Regions from separate parts of the Homo sapiens genome. Here region 1 is linked to region 2. Evidence: chromatin loops called from intact Hi-C (ENCODE). Cell type or tissue: PC-3. All regions are shown on one strand. Links, peaks and the distances in the headings refer to the core of each region. The heading gives the core; the rest is flanking DNA.

Region 1 (2,929 bases), core at 325-2,824, 69 kb after region 2:
TACAATGTAATAATGGCAGTTTAGTGTTGAGGATAAGGCATTCAGCCAACACAAAGTTGGTTGAACATTAAAAATACTGTTTTCCCAACTCCTGACCATGCTAGGCTCACAGATCTTGCCAAGTTATTTATAGACATTATGACATGCTCATGCCATTTGTCTCATAGGTGATTTGTTTGGCGTTTCATTACAGTCACATTTGTAACTATTACGGACTCTGTTAAGAGTTCCCCTCATCTGTCCATCCACATAGTCCAATCATACACAGATGCTACAATATATGCTCACTCAATCTTATATGATAATAGATATTTACTCTAATGTGCGTCATACAGATGATATATTACACACAACCAAGTTCTTGTTTCTCCACTTTCACCATAATTTCCACAATATGTAATTAAATCTCATATTTCTTTAGTATCCTTAACTACTTCAAAAATGTCAGTCAATGAACTAGCTCAGTCACACACCAGCAGAACCATCCCTCTGAAATCAGTATTGTTCAGATGTCTCTTCTGAATATATGGACACAGCCCAGAAAGAAAAAAAAATTAAACCAAAAATATTTCTGACTGAAAAAGTAGAGGATACGGAACATTGAAAATACTATGGCATGATATTTAAATCAAGTTTTTGTGATTATTCAAACTTTTCTTAGCTGAAGTCTGTGTTTTTATGCTATGTATGCTATTTTTTCATTTGTGGTTTATATATTCATCTCTCAACTTCCTAAATGTTGTTTCCAGAATGCCAAAGTCATAATAATGTTTTAATCTCCAAAACAAATTTCTTATGTAATTATTTCCAAGAGAAGTTTCCTCATTTCCTTACTCTTTTGCAATTTTGGCAATCCTGTATTTCAGATTTTTTTTTTTTACATTATGTGATCATAGTATCATTTATTTAATTAATAATCAGCTCCAAATAGTTCGGAAAAGGATCTTAGGAAAATGGAGAGGCAAAACAACATACAAAAATGCTTTTAAAAGCCAATAACCACCCCTTACCCCCCCAAAAAACTGACAAAATCTAATATATTGAATGATTCTCAATAATATCTGAATGATTTTAAGTATTTGTAGACTGATCATATCATCAGATTATCATGCCAGAAACCGAAAAATAAATAATCTAGCACGGCCAAAGAAAGTAGACAGGCTAAATAAGAATTTTGCATTAGAAGCTGGACTCTATCCAACTTTACCTTCTCTACTAAACTTATCACTGTGCCTTATACACATAGATTAATTTAAAAATGTGTCGGAAGTGTAGCTATTATTTACTCACTTTCTGTCTAGATGATGAACCTTGAATTAGCTGGCTCCTACCATCCGCCATGAGACAGATGATCCATAAAGGCCAAGCACCGATACTCCAGCTCCATCTGTGACAAACTCTCTTGCTTTATTTCTGACATTTCTCCTTTTCTGTTCCAGACTTAAGCAGCTCAGGTAATCTGGCTCTGAATGCCTTTGCAGGTCCCATGTGTGTTCTTTGGACTTGGCAGAAATTAGCTTCAAAGATATCTAAGCCAAGGTTCATATTCTGAAATGAGCTGTCCCAGGTAAGATACTTTTCCTTAGCTCTTACTCTAAAATTTAAACTCTGGCTCTGGTCCAGCTGTATCATCTTAGGTCTACTGAGAGGTTTTATTCAGTACTGAGAGTTGAAATAGGCAAAAAAATACTAAGGAAATGCTGCTGTCCTTCAAGGGCAATTTCCATATGTACTCACCTCAGGACACTTTGATTCTAAAACAGTGGCCCAAAGCCATTTATTTATCCATTATTTCAACAAATATTTGTAGAGTGCTTAGTATGAACCAGACTCATTGGAGACAAACAGGGATGAGATTTTACAGCTTTCCTGCAGAGTACATAATCCAGAATGGGAGTATGTAAACCTATGATGTGCTATTAACTCCTATGTTTATTGAAGAAAAACAAGCAAATTTTCAGTGACCCATTAAAGTAGGTTTCATAGAGAAACGTGAAGAGAGATTAGAGAGAAAAAAAAAACCTCTTCATGCCTTGCTGACTATGGTAAACTTTATAAAATGAACATGTATTACAACTACCATTAGAAAACAAAACAATACATTTACATTTTTCAAATTTTAAAGAATCACTTTCATATTTCTAGGCCAGTTTATCATCAAATCCCCCAAAAAGAGTAACAATAAAAGGGGTAATCACACAGCCTTTCAATCATTCATGAGCTAGTCACATACTTTATAACCTTTAGGTTATATGTCATTTCCTACCCCCAATACAAATTTGAATTTCCCTTTAATTCTCTTGGTTTTTCTCTTAGGCTCATGCTCAAGTATTTTTTAATACAGTCATGGATTTTGTACATCTTTCACAATAAATAAGATGGAGACTTTATATTTAAACTTCTTTTTACAGATGAAGTGTTTAAAACTGGGGCTGAAAAATAAATTAAGGATCTGTCTCAATAGTAAAAAATGACCCCCCTCCCATCTAAGTGCATCCCCTAGTAAAGTACAGATGTATTTTCCTTTCTGAAAGTCAGATATGGAAAATTTAATTTCATGTTAATTTTTTGTAAATTCCTGAGTTTATTTTGTAATTTATCTTTTAAGTGAAAGCAAGTGTATTAGAGAAATAAAGAAACGAAAGAACGGCTGTTCCATAGGCAGAGCAGCCTCAGGTTTGTGTGTGTGTGTGTGTATGTGTGTGTTTTGCTTTTTTTTTAATTTAGAAGTTTGCAGCATTTATTATAGCTTGAAATGGATGAAGACATTTGGGGCACTTTGTATTTTGTCCTCCATTGGGCCAAGGCTTTTCTTGTATCCTTTCTGCCATGGAATTTAAGTAATCAGGAAAATGTGAGAAAGGAAATAAATGAAAAAGATTGGAGCAGAAATACTAACGATAGGATCTGTTTTAAAGCAACACAACAT
Region 2 (2,929 bases), core at 148-2,647:
CCATGTTGCTAGGCTGGTCTCGAACTCCTGACCTCAGGCGATCAGCCCGCCTCAGTCTCCAAAAGTGATGGAATTACAGGTGTGCACCACTACACTCGGGCTACTCTGTCCTCTCTTTATCTTTCTCTGCTTTCCTTTTTTCTATTTTTTCACACAGCATATGAAAAACTTTCAAAGAGAAAGAAAAATCATTTTACTCTTTTGTTAAAAATCCCCCAAATGGCATTTTATGTCACTTAAAGAAAACCGAAAGTTCTCATCACACCCTGTAAGGCACAACCCTCCAATATTACAGTCCCTGACTACTTGTTAATACCGCTCAGCCACATTGCTACTTAAATATACCAAGCAAACTCCTGCCTTGGAATATTTGAACCTGTTTTTCTCTATGCCTGGAATATTTTTTTTCCAGAGCTGCATAATTTTTCCTTTACTTCTTTAAGGGTTTTGCTCAAATATCATTGTGTTAGAGTCTTTCTCAGATCACTCTATATAAAATACATATGTAAACCTATATACATCCACACACACAATCTTTTTTTTCTTATTTGTCAATTGTCAGCTCTAATAAAATAATTACTCATCAAGAGAAAATCTTTGGCTTATAGCTATATCTTCAGTGTCTTTAGCATTGCTGGGTATTAGTAGAAACTCAAAAAAAGTTTTGAGGAATGATTGAATGGTATACAGAGAAAGGAGATGGTGGACGAGCTTGGCACAGAGAACCAGATGGGTGGCAGGATGCTGGAAAGTGCACAGTGGCTTCTCTGACATGTCTGCTTGTCATTGGAAAAAGATCAAATTCCCATCCCTCTTCTTGGTAGGTGAAGCTGTGGACATGCAAAGCCAACCTTAGGAGAAGCAATGAAGAATAGCAGGCAGTGGTTACCTGTATGGGCTCTGCTGTCAGATGGCCTGGTTTTGAATTCCAGCTCCATCAATTTCCTGCGTGACTTCAGCCAAGTCACTCAACCTCTCTTAAACTCTATAATCTTATCCAGAAAAATGGGCAAAAATAGCTGTTGGGAGGATTAGGTAAATATAATTCATAAAACACACTTGGAACAAAGTAGTTGTCATGAAATATTAGTTGTTATTATATATGATAAGGTGCAGTGGGCTAGTGTGGAATTATGAGAGAAAAAGAAAAAAAGAGATTTAGAAAACTCAAGACATTGAGCTTATTCTGCCACAAATGTTTAGATAAGGAAGAGCTTTCTTGTCTGTTAAAATACTTATTTAGAGTAAAGGGCAAGTACAATACCAACAACTATAATCTTTCTAGTGTTGACCTAGCTAGACCTTTATATTTCATGAACAGAGGTAAGATTAATCAGATGAAATGCCAAATGAAAAGAGGAAGACAGTTGAGTAAAACAAAAAGTGTGATTTAGCAGAGGATTTAGTGCGTCAAGTTATACCACATCCTGTTAGTCTTTTATGCCATTATCCAGTGTTGTGTGTCCCAGCAGCATAACAAAGGTTAAGAACAAGTTTATTCAACATCAGCAATGATTGCCAGAGGGAAGCAACTCACTTTAGTCAACATGGCTATCAAATGACAAAGAAAGGCACAAGTGAGAAATCTGTTTACAACCCTGGCATTTGGAGACACAACAGATGAATTATAGCATTTTGTAGATATTGAATTATATTTTTACATTCACTCACAATACTTGGAGTGAAGAGATCAAAAATTCTGTTAGAACAAATTGTAATGCATTTTCTCTCTTGTTTCTATTTTTCCCCACTTCTCCAATATACTTACATACTTTTAATAGGTCGGTAAATCTCCTAAATATTAGCTCACATCCAATCATACTGTTTAGAGAGCTTCTATGATTCATAAACATGCCTGAATGGATTTGGAGCGAATTCACAATTTCAGTATTTACCAAAATGTTAAATACTATGATTTGTATCACAGGTATCAACAGAGCTAAAGTAGCCAGATTAGTAAAACTTCTCTGAGAAATGGCTGATCTCAGTCATGGAAATGCATAATTGGGCATTAATATTGTTTTTACTGGAGATCTCATATTTGGCACTCTAACACCTCATACTGCAAATCAACAGGCAGCTCATTCTTACCTCTGTCATTAAGTATCAGGGGTTTTCCGTAAAACTCAATGTTAGATGCATTGACCAGTAACAAATGAATCTTTAAGTCAGACACTGAAGCAGATCAGTATCATGGTTAAATTTGAAGCAAACATTTCACTGTAAAATTCAAGGTTTACATCATATCTGATATGGGACTCTAGGGAAAGATTTTGCTCAGAAAGAGAAAAGAAGGGTGGAGTGAACACCTTGGAAAGGCTCCCTCTAAGTATGTACATCCACAGAGAAAAAGGCCTAACCTCACTTCCTGTTATGGATGTCAACTGTGGTGTAAACCAAAGAACTATCAAGCAATCAGCTAGGGCTCTAGTAGGATGAAGTCCCGTCCCAGACTTGCAGCTGAGAGGATTCACTCCCCGGATAGGCCTTTTGGTGATAAAAAGAGGAGAAAGAATGAAATGAATGAGGTTTCTTTGAGAATAAATGAGGAGGACAAGCCTCTGGGGCTGTTCAATCCTAAACACAAGGGAGTGTTGACCTAGACACTGAGGCAAGGAATGGTGATGAAAGGGCAGGATGGAGGCAAGGACGAAACACACTACCGCAGCAGGTGATCTCCAGGTGGTGCATTCCTGGGTTCCGATGAATCAGACATAACTGGGGGAACTTGGTTTCAACCACCTGGAAACTAAGGCATTAGAAAACAATGAGAATATAAATTCATGTGTCATTTCTAGGAAATAACTGACTTTTTAACTTAATAACATGTCACATACCAAATGTCCACCTAGCTTCTTACAGTCTCTAAAATGTGCTAGGTTTAAGATTTTGTGTATTTTGGGCTCATAATGATATTTTAGGCACAGAG

What was found. Peaks named below come from ENCODE experiments on the same cell type or tissue, not always from the same donor. Only the 100,000 strongest peaks of a DNase experiment are listed, where the experiment ranks them.
Region 1: a loop joins it to region 2, with 2.1 times the contacts of the local background. A loop is called at or near these places in 2 of 110 quality-filtered maps.

Annotation. Positions count from the first base shown.
Region 1 is chr4:73,946,359-73,949,287 of GRCh38, reverse strand. No RefSeq gene overlaps it. Among named protein-coding and RNA genes, the nearest start is that of PF4, 34 kb to the left of the region's middle. In PC-3, for the core only: no CTCF peak of the experiment used is centred there; no DNase peak of the experiment used is centred there.
Region 2 is chr4:74,014,768-74,017,696 of GRCh38, reverse strand. No RefSeq gene overlaps it. Among named protein-coding and RNA genes, the nearest start is that of CXCL5, 18 kb to the right of the region's middle. In PC-3, for the core only: no CTCF peak of the experiment used is centred there; a DNase peak (open chromatin) is centred at 1,486; H3K27ac peaks cover 2,416 bases.